Regions from separate parts of the Homo sapiens genome. Here region 2 is linked to region 1. Evidence: read pairs that join two places in POLR2A ChIA-PET (ENCODE). Cell type or tissue: HepG2. All regions are shown on one strand. Links, peaks and the distances in the headings refer to the core of each region. The heading gives the core; the rest is flanking DNA.

Region 1 (9,975 bases), core at 981-8,980:
CATTAGTGGGCTCTCTCCTGAGTCCAGTTGCCAACTGGGCAGGCCACCTGAACATCTCACAGAACTCCCAGATCTTTCTCCTGCTTTGACCTCAGCACCCTCAGCCTCAGCCCCACCTCAAACTCCCTCCTCCTTTATTCCCATGGCACACAACCCCCTCCATGCAGCTGCCCAATCTGGGAACCTGGATGTCAGCAAGCCCACCTGTCTCCATGGTCCGTTCATGCTACAGCTGATGCTGATCATGACCACTGGCTGAGTACTTCCTGTGCGCCAAGGACAGGGCTAAGCCTCATCCCAATATTTTCTGATTTAATTCCTGAAACACCCGCCCCCCTCCCCCCACCCTCCGAGGAGGGGGGCACTGATATCAAGTTGTCTGTATTCCATATGGCACATGCCCTCATGGGACAGGTGGCTTCTTTCAGAAGCTGCAGTGATCTCTCCCAAACCAATTGGTTCTGTCAATCCCCAGTGAAAAATCCTTAAGAATCCTCATTGTCCCAGAGACCTGGGCTAAACCCCTTGGTCTGAAGCGGTCAGGTCCAAGATTCTTTCATTTATTCACACACAAAAGGAAATGATTGCGCTCACTCCATAAGCCAGTCAGCCTCTGGGCGCTGGAGAAACATGAGAGGCCCTGGGAACTTAGGCCCAACGGCAAGAGAGAAAATAATAAATATCTAACATGTCAGGTAGTGACGAACAGATATGAAGACAAATAAGGCAAGGCGAGGGGAGACTTATTTGAGAAGGGTCACTATTTCAGGAGGGAATTCAGGGTCAGCCTCTCTGCTAAGAAGGGATTGCAATGAAGTAAGGGGGTGGCAAGTGCAAAGGCACTGGGGTAGAAAGGGGCTTGGTGGCCGCCTGTGCAATGAGTGTGAGAGGTGGAAGAGGCTACAATATGGGCGTGGCTTCCTCCCTGAGTGAAGTAGGGAGCCATGGGAGGGTTTTGAGCAGAGGAGGGCCCTGCCCTGACTTTGATTTTTACAGAATCCCTCTGGCTACTTGTGGATAACAGTCTTCATGGGGGCCAGGAAGCGGAGAAGTCTGCTGCAGGAAGCGAGGTTTTGCAGGCCTCATGACACTTAGATCACAGAGAGGATTCAGGGGTTTGAGTGACATTCTCAAAAGACACAGGAAAACCAAACAGGATTTTCGGGTTAACCAGAAGCTGCCAGAAGATGGACGGTGCCCAGCATGCCCTGCCCCCAGGCACCCTGGTCCATGGGCCTTTTGTGCAGCATCCTCGGCGGGTGTGGACGCTGTGGTGCTGGTGTTGCTGGTGGGTTTTCCCCTGTGCCTGCCTCTTGGCTGTTGAGGACAGTGCTGGGGAGGATGTGAGCACTTAGCACCCCAGCGTGGTCCGGGCGATGGTGGCCCAGCTCCCGCCAAAGACGCTGACTTCTTTGAACCCGAGAACAAACATTGACGTTCTTAGTTCTGCAAAAAAAAAAAAAAAAAAGCCCTGCGTCCATGCACGCTGTATCCCCCCATCACCAAACTCACTTATCTCGCTGCACAATCCTTCAAAGCACAACACAATGTATTTATGTCTGTGGTTTAGGTTCCCAAAACCTGTGACATCAGATAAGTACGATGTTCACAAAAACAAACATCGCAGAAAGGGAAAAAAACGACCAAAAAGAAGCAGCTGGTTTCAGCCTCGACTTCCTCTCCCAAGAAAAAGGGGCTCTATCTGGCTGAGGTTTCACTGTATTCAGGCTGGGGGGTCAGAGGAATGCCGTCCTGCCCTCTGTCCAACTGCTCGCATCTCAGCCTTTGATGTGTGACTCTCTGAGGCTGAAAAATCTCACCTGCAAAATGGAAATGCCAATCTCCACCTCTTGGGACTCATAAAAATAATAATAAAATGATAATAAAAATATACCAATAATTGCTCATCTTTGGATCAATTGTGTTCCATAGGTCATTTCCTTAGCAAATCCTCACATCGGCCTGTGTTTTGCCTTCACGTGGGGTGGCTACTGAGAACATCTCCAGTTGACACATGGGGAAACTGAGGCTTCAAGTAGGAAAAATAGGCAGTTATAAAACACTGCATGGCTACTTTTGGTTTTTAGAAAATGCAAACATGTAATATATAAATTAAATAAATAAATAACAAAATATAAAAATATAATTAGGCAAAAAAGTTTGGCCGGTTAAATGCCCAAAAGCCACAGTGCTTTCCTGAGTATCAGAGTGACCATTGAGACAGGAGTCCCACCGCTGTCTCCTTCTCGTCATTCCCGTCTCGGCAAAATGTCACCTCTGCTGAGAGGTCGTCCCCAAGCTCTTGCCTAAGGTGGCCCTCCGGTCCCTCTTATTCCACTCACCTTATCTCTTTCTGCCCTGACCGTCGCTGGAATGCGCCGTATTTTTTCATCTGTTTCTGGGCTTATCGCCTGTGTTCCCCGCTAGAGCTTCAGACCCAGGAAAGCAGGAACTTCACCCCGTCCCCAGAGCCTTGCCCAGTGCCTGGCACTAGTGGATCTCAATACATATTCCTGGACCAACGGAAGGTGTTTTCTTATTTTTAAAAAATGTACTTTGCACACTGGGCAAGGTGGCTCACACCTGTAATCCCAGCACTTTGGGTGGATGAGGCGGGAGGATCGCTTGAGTCTAGGAGTTCAACACCCATCTGGGCAACATAGTGAGACCCTATCTCTATAAAAAAAAAAAAATTAAAGTATTAGCAGGGCGTGGTGATACCTGCCTGTAGTTCCAGCTACTCCGGAGGCTGAAGTGGGAGGACTGCTTGAACCCAAGAGGTCGAGGCTGCAGTGAGCCGTAATCATGCCACTGCACTCCAGCCTTGGTGACAGCTAGACCTTGTCTCAAAAATAAAAATACAAAGTGAAAAAATTGCTTTGCTTTTTCAAAAGCAAAGCACACCATATGAGTTGTTTTTAATTGTTGTTTTAAGTGCTGGTCAAAAATGAGCTGGCAGGAGCCTCAGCAGGAAGGCACAGCCTCGGCGGGCTTATCTGGCTGAGTGTGAAGGAAGTGGGCACACTGGCTTCCCACAGAGTGGGTCAAGCAGCGAACATCCCAGAGTTTCCCAGCCCAGTCTGCCCCCAGTTCTCTGGCGCTGGAGATCTTCCCGCCTGGGACAGGGTTATCTTTGAATGACAGCGTGTTCAGTCTCCCCCATGGGGTGAGGCTGCCCTGAATCTCAGGGAGCAACAGGGATCCCCTGGGCCAAACACAGCCCCCAGGAGATGTTGCTTGGCCCATGCAGTTCAAACAGCTTGGAATTTTGGCATTATTTTAAAAATCAAGATATTTTGGAAGAAAACTTTGAAAATCCTCCCAAAGGGCACCAAATAAGATGAGAATAATTGGATGGGAAGATTTCACATCCTTAAGATGACCATTCTGCCAACATACATAAAACTTAATGCAATTTAAAGTAGCGACCCACAAGGTTTTTTTAGTTGGATAAAACAATCTTTGAGTTCACAAAGAAAAAAGTACAAAATGAAAGAACAATGAGAAGGATCAGGACAAAGATAATATTTCAACTCACTGGGAAAATGGAATATTTAATCCAGGACCCCAGCCGAGCCCACTATCAGCAAAAAACAAAAATGGACTCCCATCTTCTACTACAAATCCAGGGAGTTCACATAAAACACCTGGCTTGTCCAAAAGTCCCGACCACACTGGGCCCTTATTTTTGCAAGGCAGCAATGGATTGATGCTGAGTTGCATCTCGGGGACTCTCCACTTCACCACAGTCTCCACCATTCCCTACTGCATCCCACCTGACTGCCTTCAATCATCTGTGTGTCTTGCTTGGGTGTTCGTAGCCTCTGAACTCACTACACAACAGAAGGACTCAGGGAACCTTTGAAGTTGGATTTCTGCTGTTAGCCACCTTTGTACTGTTCTCATTTTGCATAGTGGAAATGTGTATTTAGAGGAGGGATGTGGCTTCAGGCATGATTAAGAGCATGATTAAGTTGGTCCACCTGGGCCGGGCGCGGTGGCTCAGGCCTGCAATTCCAATGCTTTGGAAGGCTAAGGTGGGAGGAATGCCTGAGGCCAGGAGTTCAAGACCAGCCTGGGTGACAGAGCGAGACCCTGCCTCTAAAAAAGAAAAAAGAAAGAAAGAAAAAGAGCATGGAGCTAGAAGCTAGAGAGGCTTGAGCAACCTGTGAAGAGCGACTTCCCCGCTCAGTGCCTCAGTTTCCTCCTCTGCCACATGGGGATAATAAGAGCTGTCACACATCATGTTAGTTGCAGAGATTTGTGCCATTCTGCAAAATTCTTAGCCCGGGGCCCAGTGCAGTGTCGGTGCCAGGGAAACAGTGGTGATGACAAAACCCTCCCTTTACATCTACGGCTTTTAGTTCTCAGGCTTCTAAGGGAGGAAAGAAAAAGGAAGAAACGAAGGGAGGAGGGGTGCAGAGCGGAGCATTTGCTTTTACCTTTGATCTCCTTTTGCCAAAAAGGAGGGGAGAAAGTAAATAAACAGGCCTGGCCTCCTTTGATTCCAGCGCCTGCCCGGCACAGAGCTCCAGAGCTGATAAGAACCAGCCAAGTTCTAACTGGGCAACTCCACCCTCCTGACCAGGCCTTCCCTTGGCATTTGGAATCCAGGACGCCAAAGCCCTCCCCTGCACCCTACTGTCAGCATGCACCGTTAATGCCCTTCTCGCCTTCCCAACCATGGGAGAAAAGATGGAGAGAACTTCCCCACTGTGGAACCCCACACAAAACAATTGGGCGGGTTTGGAGACAAGAAAAGGGTCTTAGAAAGCGGCTTCCGAATACATTAGAAACCCAGTCCCCCATCCCAGGAAGAAGCCCCCACACTGGGGACTTGCAGGAAAACAAAATGCTCAGGGATTTGTCTTGGCAATGAATTAAGCAGAAGGCTGGTGAAGTTCTCGGCGCAGAGCAGAACCACCCCTCCCACCCCCCAGTGGTTGGTGGAGAGAAGCCGTGTGGCACGGTGGGTAATGGTATAGCTTTGAACCCATTCGTTTATGGTTGTGTGACTTTGGGCAAGTGACTCGGCCCTGTCGAACTTCAGTTTCTCATCAGCCCTGGCACTGGGCTCATGGGATTGTTAAAGGTTAACTGAGGTTGTGCCCATCGGGTGCCTGGCGCATACATAGCAGGTGCTTGTGCTTGGACACTGTGATTATAAAATGGCTTAGGGAGTCCCAGGATGGCCTCAGGAGGAGAGACAAAAAAAAAAAAATGCTCAGGCCTCATGTCCGGAAAGATGAAAGAGGATCAGTTTGAAATCTCTAAAGGCACCAAGGGCCATGCAGTGGCCAAGGTCAGGCACCGGGTCTGCTTGAAGTTGACAGGAGGTAAATTCAGGACAAAGTTTAGCATACACAGAAGACATTCCTTCCACATTCCCCCCAGGTAGGCCCTAGCTGATGGCTCTAAGAGCTTCCCCAGGACCTCTGCTAAATAGCTCAGAGCTAAGGCAGAGGGCCTGGGAGAAGAGGCAGAGGTGAGGGGTCCCTCCCACCCCTGCCTCCTCCTGGCTGTGTGACCTGTGTGCCTGGCCTCAGTTTCTCCACCTGTAAAATGAGGCCATAATAACACCAACCCTGTAGGTTTTGAGGATAGAACACATGGCATTCTGCTGGTGCTCAATGAATGAACAAAAGTCACAAACCACAGCTACTTCCAGGATGAGGCTGTGGAAGCGGTTGTCAGCAGGGAAAGAACTGACTGCTCTTGACTCCTTTCTTAGGAAGTCCAGGCTCAATTCCACATCCACGCCCCGTCCACCTACCCTGGAGGCAGGGCCTCGCTCTGCTTCGCACATTCGCAAGTCCCCAGGGCCTGGCATAGAGCAAGTATTTGTTCAATGAATGCATGAGCCTGGATACTCTGTGGAGTCAACCTCCACTGAGAGCAAAGGGAGGCCCAGAGAGGCCAGGTAACTTGCCCGAGGCCTCACAGCCCCCTGCCTGCCTGAAGGCAGAGCTGGAACTGGGGCTGAGCTGAGCCTGGTCTGCACCCCTACTTGCTCTGGGCCTTCCCCTCGGGGAAGCCTGCTGTCCCCCACCTGAACACACCCTGCCCAGGCTTCCCCCACCCAGCAGAGCAGGCACAAGGAGCTCCTCAGGTGGAAGGAGCTCCTCCTTCCACGAGTGTTCCAGACGCTCACTGACCTCTGCAGGGACTGGCCTTCCCCTCTCTCCCTGGTAGGCTGAAGGCCACCAGCTTGCCACCTGCAGGCCTCGTCTGGCTTCAGACGAGTTCCGTTATGACCTGCACTGTGTGGTTTTGTATAACCTGCACTGCATGGGTTTCCTTCATCATTTTGAATCATTTGCCAACATTTAAAAATTGGCGATTTCGTATAAAACCCAGAATTTCCAGCTTCTTTCGGAAAGTCGGCCTCTCTGGCCACCAGGCCTGCTTTTTTCTGGCTCTGGTCAGCAGGAGCTTCGTCCTAGGCCTCTTCACTCCCCTCGCTCTGACCTGGTGGTCCTCACTCAACCCTGGGCCTACTCTCCCAGGCTTACAGCCTCCTTACATAAAGGCCCAGGCCTGCCCGGAGACCAGGCCACTCGCTCCCCCGCCACCGTGCGGTGCCTCCTCCGTTCACCCTCAGCCCGGGCACTCCCAGGGAAAGCCAAAAAGGCAGGATTGGAGCCAAACTCTAGGTGTCCAGTAGACAGAATAATGACCCCCCAAAGGTGCCCACCTCCTAATCCCCAGAGCCTGTGAACATGTGACCTTACATGGCAAAGGGACTTTGTAGGTGTGATTCAATTCAGGGTCTTGAGATGGGAAGATGAGCCTGGCTTATCCAGTGGACCCAAGGCAGTCACCAGGGGCCTTATGAGAGGGAGGCGGGAGGGTCAGGCCCAGAGGGCCCACTTCGACTCCAGTGGGAGCAGAGGTGGGAGCGGTGCAAGCCAGTGAGTGCCATTGGCCTCAAGACAAGGCATGGATTCTCCCCTGAAGCCTCCAGAAGGAACTCCATACTGCCTGCACCTTGATTTTCCCCTCGTAAGACCCACTTTGGCTTTCTGACTTTCAGAACAGTAAGGTCATGAAAGTGTGTCATTTTCAGTTTGGTGTAATCTGTTACAGCAGCAATAGGAAACATCCCAGGGTTTGAACCCAGGCTTGGCCACTCCCTGGCTATATGCCCTGGGGCAGGTGACATAGTACTGAGCCTGGGTTTTCCCGTCTGAAAAGGGGGTGAGCAGAGACTTCTGTTAGGTGGGGGCTGTGTGTGGGGGTGAAGTCGATGGCACAGGTAAGGTGTGGGGCAGAGCCCTGACAGCTCACGCGCTAGACGCCACCATGGTTAGCATCGCCCTCTTACTTCCTCTCACTTCTCTCACTGTCACTGAAACCAACTCAGAGCAGGCTTTTGAATCTGCCCACTGCTGCCCAAGATAAAGACGAAACTTCCTACTTAGGATCCTACACAATCTGCCTTCCCTAATAATAATAACAGTAATGATTAAAACAATAATGTCCACTAGCACTGATGAAGCACTTGGCAAGAGCCAGATATTAACTACGTATTAAACTCATTTAGGCCAGGTGCAGTGGCTCACACTCATCCCAGTGCTTTAGGAGGCAAGGTGGGAGAATCGCTTGAGGCCAGGAGTTCAAGACCAGCCTGGGCAACATAGCAAGACCCCCAATCCCTACAAAAAATAAAAAATTTGCCATGTGTGGTGGCATGTACCTATAGTCCCAGCTACTCAGGAGGCAGAGATGGAAAGGATTGCTTGAGCCCTGGAGGTTGAGGCTGCAGTGAGCTGAGATATCACCACTGCACTCCAGCCTGGGTGACAGAGTGAGTGAGACCCAGACTCAAAAAAACACACACAAAAAATTATTTAGGCCAGATGCAGTGGCTCTTGCCTGTAATTCCAGCACCTTGGGAGGCTGAGGTAGAAAGATCGCCTAAGGCTAGGAGTTTGAGACCTGACTGGGCAACAGAGTGAGACCTCATCTCTCCAAAAAAATTAAAAATTAGCCAGGCATGGTGGTGTGCACCTGTAGTCCCAGCTATTCAGTGGGCTAAGGCAGGCAGATCGCTTGAGCTCAGGAGTTGGGAGGCTGCAGTGAGCTATGATCAAGCCACTGCACTCCAACCGGGGTGACAGAGTGAGACTCTGTTTCTAAAATAAATAAATAATAACTTCGAAAATTCACTTAATGCTCACGACAATCCTATCACTTGCCCTATTTTTCTGATAGGTAAACTGAGGCCCAAAAGATTAAGTCACTTGCCCAGGATCCCCTGGCAGGCTGGTAGCTAGCTGGGATTTGAACCCACGTGGTTGGGTCTTGGAGCCTGGATGCTAACCATGGGGCCGTGCTGCCTGTATATATGAGCAGACCAGGGAATAACACTCAGGGCCCCAGGGAGTGGCCAGAGACTCAGTGATCATGGCCTCCCCTCCATACACTGCCTGTCCTGGGTACAATCCTGGACCCGAGAGATCTGAGGGTCGTGGCTCCTCCTGGTACACAGTTTGTACCCACAAGTGTGTTTATTTTGCAAAACAGTTTCCAGCAGTGCCCACTCTCTGCCGGACACCTGGTTTCCAGAAAAAATGCAGACCCCTCCACTGTACTTAAGATGGTGGAGACAGGCCGGGTGTGGTGGCTCACGCCTGTAATCCCAGCACTTTGGGAGGCCGAGGCAGGCGGATCACCTGAGGTCACGAGTTCGAGATCAGCCTGGCCAACATGGCGAAACCCTGTCTCTACTAAAAATACAAAATTAGCCGGGCGTGGCAGTGGGCGCCTGTAATCCCAGCTACTCAGGAATCACTTGCACCTGGGAGGCGGAGGTTGCAGTGAGTTGAGATCGCGCCATTGCACTCCAGCCTGGGCGACAGAGCAAGACTCTGTCTCAAAACAACAACAACAACAATAAAAGATTGTGGAAACAGATGAGTGCCTAGGCTGTCACAGCCCAGTGAGGGACGGCAGGGGCCTGGGGGCAGGGGGAGGTCGGGGGAAGCTCCCTGAGGCAGGGCCATCTGAGGAGAAGCCCAAGGAAGCTGACGCTGGCATCCTTGAACAGCTGAGCTGAGTGCCGCAAGGAGGATCCGCCCAGGAAGGCCCCGGTGAGAGGAAGCCCGTGTGCTTGGAGAGGTGGATGTGGTCACAGGTGGCTGGAGTGCTGGAGAGAGTGGAAACGTCAAGAGGTCGGCCTGGGCTCGGCCACTTACTGTGTGACCTTGGGCAAACTTCACCGCTTTTCTGAGCCTCAGTGTCCGCATCTGTAAAATGGGAATAGGATAGCAGGGTACCTCCTGGGGTGGTTCTGAGGATGCGACGCGTCACTGCGTGTGAAGGTCAGCGCCTGGCATCGGGAAGGGCTGCATTGGTGTGAGTCGGTCTTGTTGCTGTGATTATGATGAATACGAAGCATCGCGTTGTCAGCCTGCACGCCACCTCCCCTTCCAATCAGCTCCTCAGATGCAGAAGCCGTGAAGCTCCCACAAGTTCATGGGGACAACCCGTGTGAGACCAGTGAGGACCCCCTGCCTGTGGGGAGGGATGTCTTCCCAAGAAGTTTCATGTCTGCCATCCCAGACCCGGGATCCAGGCCGGCGTCTACACTCCCTGGGGTTCCCAGCTTCAGGCAGCTTAGCCCTCTGCCCGGTGTTTGCTCTCCGTGTCCCTCCTGTCCTTTTGTGTATGACACGTGTCCTTCCCCCGCTCCCTTGAGCTCCTTCCTCATCTTCACCAATACGATTTGTCAGTCACTCTCAATGCCCAAGTTCCTCTTTTTCAAGCACGTTAACAATACGAATTGCTGAGAGTTTTTGAGCACTTGCTATGTGCCTGATACTTTCATTCATTTATTCATTCAGCAAGTAGCCTGAACACATCTTGTGTGCATTGGAGATCTTCAGAAATAACAGACAAAGGTCCTTGCACTCCCTGCTGGGCTTAACATCTTGCGGGTGGGGAGTGGAGACGATCATAAAGAAACCGGCAAAG
Region 2 (9,975 bases), core at 1,028-9,027, 60 kb after region 1:
CTACAGAGCGAGACTCTGTCTAAAAAAAAAAAAAAAAAAATCAAAGAGGCCGGGCACAGTGGCTCATGCCCGTAATCCCAGCACTTTGGGAGACCAAAGTGGTGGATCACCTGAGGTTAGGAGTTCGAGACCAGCTTGGCCAACATGGTGAAACCCCATCTCTACCAAAAATATAAAAAATTAGTCAGTGTGGTGGCACACGCCTGTAATCCCAGCTATTCAGGAGGCTCAGGCAGGAGAATCACTTGAACCTGGGAGGCAGAGGTTGCAGTGAGCCGAGAGCTTGCCACTGCACTCCAGCCTGGGTGACCGAGTAAGACTGTCTCAAAAAAAAAAAAAAAAATATATATATATATATATTCAAAGAAGAAATGTGTCTGTACTAAGCATGTACAGACTTTTTCTTGTCATTATTCACTAAACAATACATTAAAACCACTATTTACATTGGATTTACATTGCATTACATATTATAAATAATCTAGAGATGATTTGAAGTGTACAGGGGGATGTGCCTAAGTTATATACAAATGTTACTTTATTTTACATAAGGGACTCAAGCATCTAAAGATTGTGATATCTGTGGAAGGTCCTAGAATCAATCCCCAAGGATACCAGGGACAACTGGAGAGAGAAGCGGGGAGAGAGAGACAGATATTTGTTTATATCTCTAAAAGGACACACTAACAACTGGCAACAAGAGGTGCTTCTGAAGAGGGGAACTGGGAAATGTCAGAGGAAATGAGAAGGAAGATATTTTGCACGACATGGCCTTTTACACTGCTTGAGTTTTTCTCCACATGCTTGTGTTACTTTTACAAAGCAGAAAACATTTGCCAAAGGATTACTATGCCACAGACAATAAAAATGAGACGCTATAAACAAATATACACAGTCATGCATCACATAATGACATTGGTCAATGATGGACCACATATACGACCGTGGTCCTGTAAGACTGTAAGGCGGTATTTGTACTGTATGCTCTCTACGTTTAGGTATGTTTAGAGACAGATACTTCCCATTGTGTTACCATTGCCTACAGCAGGGGTCCCCAACCCTCCAAGGTACCAGTCCGTGGCCTATTAGGAACTGGGCTGCACGGCAGGAGGTGAGTGACAGGTGAGTGAGCAAAGCTTCATCTGTATTGACAGCCACTTCCCATCACTCGCATTACCACCTGAGCTCCACCTCCTGTCAGACTGGTGGTGCCATTAGATTCTCATAGGAGCTCGAACCCTATTGTGAACTGCCCATGTGAGGGATCTTGATTGTGTGCTTCTTATGAGAATCTAACGCCTGATGATCTGTCGCTGTCTCCCATCACCCTCAGATGGGATCGTCTAGTTGCAGGAAAACAAGCTTAGGGCTCTCACTGATTCTACGTGAAGGTGAGTTGTATAATTATTTCGTTATATATTACACTGTAATAATTGTAGAAATAAAGCACACAATAAATGTAATGCACCTGAATCGTCCCGGAACCATCCCCCTCACACTGGTTTTTGGAAAAAAATTTCTTCCACGAAACCGGTCCCTGGTGCCAAAAAGGTTGGGGACCGCTGGCCTACAGTTTTCAGTACAGTCACGTGCTGTACAGGTTTGCAGCCCGGGAGCCACAGGCTCCACCGTGTAGCCTGGGTGTGTAGTAGGCTATGCCATCTAGGCTTGTGTGAGTACACTCCGATGTTCTCGTCATGACGAAATCACCTAACAACACACTTCTCAAAACATAGCCCTGTCATTAAGGGACGCGTGACTTCACAGGCAATCACAGCACAACTTCAGCGGGTGCCGTTCATTGGGCCATTTGTAGAATGGAGCCATTGGAGTTGTGAGGGCACACCCCATGTGGCAGCCCTGTTGGTAACAAAACTAACACCAAGAGTTTCTATGAAGTGAAATTTGTGAGTAAATATTAAAGAAGTAGGGTCGGAGTGGAAGTTGTGGGAGGGGAATAAAATCTCACTCTTTCCGTTTTATGCTATTCCTTATCAGGACCACAATAAAGCCAATCTTCTGCCAATATTTACTTTTGATTTTTTTCTCCAGAGTGGAAGAAAAATGCCCAGGCCTGGCAGGAATAGGAGAGTAGGATTGAAAGTTGAAACAAGAGCAGGAAGCTCACCCGGAAATAAAATCATTTCCAGAACCTCACAATGAAAATGACACTTATTTCACAGAAACACTCAAAGGCTGACTCCACTTACGAGACTCCTCTCTTGTAACCCCAGTCAGCTTTCCCAGATATCTTGGGATTCCATGAAACCCACTGCAAGCATTTTGACCCAGGTTGGAGGCCTCAAACAGCAGTCTCCCACCTAAGAACATGGAAGATGTGGATTTTTGGTCAGCAGTGGTTTCAAAATCAAGACATTTCATGTAAATGCAGGAGTTTCTGGCTTCCCTTGAAACTCTTGGCTCTCTGGCCGCCCTGAGCCCACATTCCCACGTGGAAACTTCAGGCTGCCGTCAAACGGTAGTTGCTCCTTCCAGATGGGGCAAGGGCTCCCCGTTTGCCACAGTCCCCACCACTCCCTGTCGCCCTCCATCAGGACCACTTCACTCAATTCTTTTTTTCATTTGTACTTCATTCACTCAACCAAGATTTATTGAGCACTTACTATGTGCCAGAAAGCTGCAAACAAAACTGACACAAATTCCTCCTTCATGCAACTTATATTCTGGCTGGTGAGGCAATGAAGAAAAAGAAGGAAAAGCATAAATTCCAGAGGGTGGTAAGTTCTGCTGACAGTGAAAATAGTGCTGCAAAGGTGGAGAAGGCATGCTGGGTGTGGTCAAGGAAGGCCTTAGGAGGAAGGTACATTTGAGCAAAGATCTGAAGCTGGTAAGGACAGCAAGCCTTCAGGATATCTGTGGAAAGAACAGTCCAGCCAGCAAGAACAGCAAGTGCAAAGGTCCTGGGGCAGGACTGCTCCTTGTGTGTCTGTGAAGCAGCAAGAAGGCCAGTGCAGCTGGAGAAGAGTGAGTGAGGGGAAGGGGGTGGAAATGAGGTCAGAGAGGGGATGAGGTATCAATCTTGCAGGGCCTCATAGGATCTTTGGCTTTTACTCTAAGTGAGGTGGGAGCCGTGGAGGATTCTGAGCAGAGGCAATGTGGTTGTATGGGTGATAGACTCCCTCTAGCTACATGTGGAGACTGGACTGTGTGTGCGAAGCGGGTGGGGTGGGATGGAGGAGAAAGGTGGAAGCTAAGAGGCCAGCAAGGACCCACTGCAGTGGTCCGGGTGCAGGGTGGCAGTGGCAGGACAGGGCGGTGGCTATGGAGGTGGTGACAAGAGGTTGGAGTCTGGACATACTGTGTTTCCCGGCTCTTTTTTTTTTTTTTTTTTTTTGAGACAGAGTTTCGATCTTGTTGCCCAGGCTGGAGTGCAATGGCACGATCTCGGCTCACCAAAACCTCCCTCTCCCAGGTTCAAGTGATTCTCCTGCCTCAGCCTCCTGAGTAGCTGGGATTACAGGCATGCGCCACCATGCCTGGCTAATTTTTGTAGTTTTAGTAGAGATGGAGTTTCTCCATGTTGGTCAGGCTGGTCTCGAACCCCTGACCTCAAGTGATCCTCCCGCCTTGACCTCCCAAAGTGCTGGGATTACAGGCATGAGCCACCGTGCCTGGCCTTCTTCTTCTTTTTTTTCTTTTTTGAGACGGAGTCTTACTGTGATGCCCAGGCTGGAGTGCAATGGTGCAATCTTGGCTCACTGCAAACTCCCCTTCCCAAGTTCAAGCGATTTTTCTGCCTCAGCCTCCCAAGAAGCTGGGACTACAGGTGTGCACCACCATACCTGGCTAATTTTTGTATTTTTAATAGAGGCGGGGTTTCACCATATTGGCCAGGCTGATCTCAAACTCCTGACCTCAGGTGATCCTCTGGCCTTGGCCTCCCAAAGTGCTGGGATTACAGGCCTGAGCCAACATGCCTGGCCTGTTTCCCAACTCCTTTTGGCACTTAGGAGAAACTCCCCTCACTCACTCTCCTCCAGCCACATTGTGCTTGCATGATCCAACCTCAGGGCCTTTGCACTTGCTGTTCCCTCTGCCCTGCACACGCCGCCCCCAGATATTCCCAAGGCTTCCTCCCTCCCTTCTCAGGGCTAAAGCTGCTGAAACAGCCCACATTCCTGACATTCTCCTCCCTTGCTCTGCTGGGTTGGTCACTACAGTGAACTTCCTGGCCTCAATATACAGGAGACGTTTTTTCTTGTTGTTGAGTTGTCTATCTCCTGCCGTAGGGCATCAGCTTGAGGAGGGAACCAGTGATGTCTCTTTTTTTTTTTTAAACAGAGTCTCACTCTGTTGCCCAGGCTGGAGTGAAGTGGCACAATCTTGGCTCACTGCAACCTCCACCTCCTGGGTTCAAGTGCTTTAGCCTCCTGAGTAACTGGGATTACAGGTGTAAGCCACCACACCTGGCAATTTTTTTTTTTTTTAGTAGACATGGGGTTTCACCATGTTGGCCCGGCTGGTCTCGAACTCCTGGCCTCAAGCGATCTGCCCACCTAACCCTCCCAAAGTGCTGAGATTACAGGCATGAGCCACCGCGCCTGGCCAGCAATGATTTCTCTCGTTCACTGCTGTATCCCCGAGTCTAACTATGCCTGGAGCAGAGTAGTCCATCAGTGGGACTTGTAGAAAGAATGAGAGAAGGCGTCAGAGATTGATTTTGTTTCTGCCACTCATTAGTGTATGACCTGTGCAAATGGCTCCTCCCTCCATCCCCAGTATCCTCTTCTATAAAATGGGTCTCTCTACATAACCTCTGTAGGGCTGTTGTGAGAATCTGGGAAGCCTACGGCAAAAAGCCTTTAGCACCATTCAGGGATCTTCGAAGCTGTCCGTGTTAGGTGTTGCTATGAACCTTAGGAGGGAATGAGAGGATAGCTGGAAGAGAGTCACCCCCGCAGAGGCCAAGAAGGAAGAGAGAAACACGTTTGTCCTAAGATGGGACAAGGCTGTTTTTTCCAGTATTTTCAGTAAGAAAACGAAAGAGCATCCAAGAATCTCAGGGCACAGTCCAGGCTGCAAGCTTCTTGGCTGTCTGGCCTCTGCCCATCTTTCCTGCTCTCTGCTCCAGCCTATAGCTCCCTTCCCCGCAGCCCTGTGAGCCCCTCAGTGGCCCCAGGATCCTCTGCTCCTCTGCTCCTCTGGGAATCCAGTCCCCTCCGGCTGAATGCCTCACCTTCCCCTGGGGTCTACCACTCAGCCCTCTGCAGCCAGCCCAGCTCCTGTGTGGAATTCCCTGGTGGCTGGTATGAGGGGGTGCCCAGCATCCCCTCCTCATCCTGTGACAGTGGATAAGGGCCAGCTGTTAGCATCATTGTTGTTATTACTATTACACAAACGCTTCCAATGGATCCACACCACCTAAGCAGCGCCAGGAAGCCAGGGAAATGCCAGAAGCAATAACAGTCAGCAACTATGTAGTACCTACTGTGTACTGTGCTGTATTGCACATAGGCACCGTTCCAAGCCCTTCGTGCTATTAACTCATTTGATTGTCACAGTGTATGAGGCAGGTACTATGTTAACTCCATTTTACAGATAATGAAACAGATCTAGAGTGGTTAAGTAACTAACCACTGAGAAAGCTAGATTCAAATTTGTGGGTTGGCTCTAAAACCTGTTGTTTTAATTAACTCTACACACTGCTGCCTTATGGCATTTTATTGTTTGAAATAATAACATTTCCTGAGCACTCACTATGTGCCAGCTACTAGGCTCAGAATTACCTTTCTTCACCCTGAAAGACCCTATGAGTTCATTTGATTATTAAATAGTCCCATTTTACAGAAGAAGAAACTGAGGCATAGAAAGATAGTGCCTCACACAGTGTGGCAAATTGTGTTTTCTGTTTTTTTTTTTTTTTTTTTCTTGCTCTGTTGCCCAGGCTGGAGTCCAGTGGCAAGATCATAGCTCACTGCAGCCTCCTGGGCTCAAGCCATCTTCCTGCCTCGGCCTCCCAAAATGCTGGAATTACAGGGAGTGCACCCAGCTGCGCATCGTGTTGTCTTAAGATGCTTACAGCATCATCTCTCATCCTCATGATCTGTTTCTGCTTCTTTTTTTTTGTAAAAAAAAACCCCCCCAGCTTTATTGAGATATAATTCACATACCATAAAACTCACCCTTTTAAAGTACACAATCCAGTGGGTTTTGGTGTATTCACAGAGTTGTGCAATCATCACCACTACCTAATTTTAGAACACTTGCATTGCCCCCGAAAGGAACCTCACACCCATTAGCAGTCACTCCCCCTTCCCACCATGTTGTGAGGAAACCCAAACCAGCCCAAGTGAAGAGACCACACGAAGAAGTCACACACAGGTGTCTTTCTGATGGCCCAGCTGCGGTAGCAGCTGCCAGACACGCAAGTGAAGACTCTCCGACCGAGGCCAGCACCCCAGCCACCAAGTCGCCCTCAGCCTTCAGGCTGTCCCAGCCGAGGCCCCAGACACTGTGGAGCAGAGACAAGCTGTCCTGCTGTGCCCTGTCTGCATTCCTGACCACAGGATCTGAGAGATATCATTCCAGGCGAGTAGAATGGCTGCTTTACACCGCTGTGTTCTGGGGTGGGTTTGTTATGCAGGAGGAGTAACCGAGCCACAGCTGGTAAGGGGCAATGCTCGGGTTTGAACCCGAGTCCTTCTGGCTTTGAGGCTGCCCCTTAAACCACATATAGGCTGGATGATCCCCTGGATGTGGAGGAGTCGGCACTCCCTTTCTTGTGCAATCGACTCAGTGCATCGGGGTGACGTGCCCTTTCTCTAGCTGACCTTCTGGAAGCACATAAACGGAGACAGAAATGCTTTCTTTTTGTTTTGCCAGTTTATTGCTGCTGCTGCTGCTGCAGTTCTTATTTAGTATATATGAATTCTTGTTCTTATTTTTTGCTAGTTAGAGTAAGGCTGGGCGTGGTGACCCTCAGCTGTAATCCCAGCACCTTGGGAGGCCAAGGTGGGCAGATCATTTGAATCCCAGAGTTTGAAACCAGCCTGAGCATCGTGGTGAAACCCCATCTCTACAAAACAAATACAAAAATTAGCCGGGCACGGTGGCATGTGCCTGTAGTCCTAGCTACTTGGGAGGCTGAGGTGAGAGGATGGCTTGAGTCTGGGAGGCGGAGGTTGCAGTGAGCCAAGATTGCGGCATTACACTCCAGTCTGGCCGACAGAGTGAGAGCCTATCTCTCAAAGAAAGAAAGAGAAAGAAAGAAAGAAAGAAAGAAAAAGAAAGAAGGAAGGAAGGAAGGAAGGAAGGAAGGAAGGAAGGAAGGAAAGGAAGGAAGGAAGGAAGGAAGGAAGGAAGGAAGGAAGGAAGGAAGAAAGGTTAGAATAAATAGATAAGAAACACAAAAAATCCACCTGCCATCCCCACTACGCAGGAAAAACCTCCACATAACACTTGAATCTTGTAGAATTGTATCTACCAGGCATTTAACTCACGCAATTTCACTGGGCATCAGTGGGCCAAAAAGGGTGATGGGGAGAGTGACAATCTTTATTTTTTCGTTTCTTTTCTTTTTCTTTTTTTTTTTTTTTGAGAGAGTCTTGCTCTGTTGGCCAGGCTGCAGTGCAGTGGTGCAATCTTGGTTTACTGAAACCTCTGCCTCCCGAGTTTGAGTGATTCTCCTGCCTCAGCCTCCAGAGTAGCTGGGATTACAAGTGAGCACCATCACGCCTGGCTAATTTTTGTATTTTTAGTAGAGATGGGGTTTCACCATGTTGGCCAGGCAGATCTCAAACTCCTGGCCTCAAGTTACCTGCCCGCCTCAGCCTCCCAAAGTGCTGGGATTTACAGGCGTGAGCCACCAAGCCCGGCTGAGAATGACAATTTTCATATGGCAAGTGAGTGTAGCTGGCAGGTCCTATTTTTTGTTCAACATGGCCCCAAACACAAGATGACCCCTCTCCATCCAGGGGCTATTTGGATTTGCTAAGTGTTTATAATGCACCACGGTTGAGAGGAAATTTAACATATTTTTCAGGATCATTTTTGATTCTGCATAAAAAGAGACCTTTTTTATCCCTTCCAAAAATGGGATTGAGCTATGCAGATGGTTTTGTACCTGACTTTTTCACGTAACAACGTACTTTGAACTGCTTTTGGGCAAGTGGCTTTCTCCTGGCCTTCATGGGAAGGAAGCGCTCTGGGAGTCCACCTGCGCTCTTGCTGAGTGGCAGTCAAAGTCGACTGGAACTCTACAAGCTGTGCAGTCAGGATGCTGAGCAAAAGAAGCCAGATGGGAAGAGCACACACTGTGTGCTTCCCTTTATAGAAAGTTCAAAACCAGCAAAAGTCATCTATGGGGTTAGAATTCAGGACAGCCATTAACCTTGGGGGTGGTGGTGGGGAGGATTTACCAGGAGAGACATCAAGGGGGCTTCTGGAATGTCCTGTGTACATCTGGGTGCTCATTCCACGAATGTGTCCACTTGGCGAGAATTCACTGAGCTCTTTATGTATAATGTGTGTACTTTTCCTTGCAATTAAAACACACATACAAACACACGCAGATGCATGCGTGCGCGCGCGCGCGCGCACACACACACACACACACACACACACACACACACACACACACACAGTGTTCTTAGAGCGCAGGCTGTCCTGTCTGGAAATACATGTTTAATGCTTTTGCCACATATGGGCAGAGGTGAGTGTTGAGAGGACTGGGTATGAAGTTGGGAACCCAAGTCTGAATCCTGGTTCAGCCATCATTAAATGTGTGACCTTGGGCAAGTTACTTAACCTCTCTGAGCCTCAGTTTCCTCATCTGGACTCTGTACCAAGCCCACAAGATCACAGAAGCAGCCACTGCTCGCCTCTCCATCTGGCTCTTCCGTTCTTCTCTGGCTGTCTCTCTAAGCCCACACCACACTGGCCACCATTCTTGTTCCTATCACAGCAAAGCTCAATGTGGCCTCAGGGCTTTTGCCCTAGCTATTCCTGCTGCCTGGAATTACCCTTTCCCTGATTTTCTTGTGGTTGGTTCCTTTTCCTCCTTCATGTCTCAGTTCAAAGGTTACCTTCTCAGAGAGGAGAGCCCCTCACTGACCACTATCCACACCAGCCATCATCAGTTCCATTCCCTGGCCTCAGTTTCTTCCCAGTGCCTCTTAGGTTCTGAAATGGTCATATTTGTTTCTTGCATTGTTGTTGCTCTTTACTTGTTATCTGCTTGGCACTCCCTCTAGACCCATGGACTCTAGGACATGAGGAATCATGATTGTCTTGTTCATTGCTACACCTCCATCACATAAAACAATGTGTATTTGTTCAATTAACCAATCAATCTATACAGCGATCTGATTCTACTTTATGGAATTCTCGGGAAGTTTCGAAAGTACGTTTTAAACAGCCAGGTTTATAAGAATGAGGAAACTTTGAAAGCTCTGTTTGAATGTGGTTAACTCTACTGAGAAGAATCTAGATAGGCCCAAGATGCTTCGTGAGCTGCGTCTTCCATAATTTCATCTACACTGAAAGTCACTATACCGCTTGCAACCACCCGCCCCCCACCTCCACCTTTTGCTATTTGCACCTTTTGTTATTGGCCATTTGGCTGGAACAAAGTCACTAATATTCTTAGTAGTTTATTTCTATATATAGAGATTTTCTTTTTTTTTTTTTTTGAGACGGAGTCTTACTCTGTTACCTAGGCTGGAGTGCAGTGGCATGATCTCGGCTCACTGCAATCTCTGTCTCCCAGGTTCAAGAGATTCTCCTACCTCAGCTTCCTTAGTAGCTGGGATTATAGGCATACACCACCGAGCCCTGCTAATGTTTGTATTTTTAGTAGAGATGGGGTTTCACCATGTTGGTTAGGCTGGTCTCAAACTCCTGACCTCAGGTAATCTGCCCACCTTGGCCTCCCAAAGTGTTGGGATTACAGGTGTGAGCCCCCACGCCTGGCCAACATGGTTTTAAGATGGTCAAAAGGTACAGAGTGTACAAAGA

The links. ChIA-PET counts read pairs that join two places held together with the same protein. Peaks named below come from ENCODE experiments on the same cell type or tissue, not always from the same donor. Only the 100,000 strongest peaks of a DNase experiment are listed, where the experiment ranks them.
Region 2: POLR2A ChIA-PET joins it to region 1 with 5 read pairs; 4 of 35 experiments call an interaction of 5 or more read pairs at or near these places.

Annotation. Positions count from the first base shown.
Region 1 is chr20:50,385,082-50,395,056 of GRCh38, forward strand. It overlaps LOC124904928 (a long non-coding RNA gene), which reads right to left and starts at 2,589. Exons shown (of 2, transcript XR_007067641.1): 1 at 2,343-2,589; 2 at 545-1,446. In HepG2, for the core only: no CTCF peak of the experiment used is centred there; DNase peaks (open chromatin) are centred at 3,890, 4,480, 5,280 and 5,653; H3K4me3 peaks cover 567 bases.
Region 2 is chr20:50,444,823-50,454,797 of GRCh38, forward strand. No RefSeq gene overlaps it. Among named protein-coding and RNA genes, the nearest start is that of PTPN1, 61 kb to the right of the region's middle. RefSeq lists an enhancer at 3,702-4,667. In HepG2, for the core only: no CTCF peak of the experiment used is centred there; DNase peaks (open chromatin) are centred at 1,729, 4,139 and 6,539; H3K4me3 peaks cover 1,008 bases.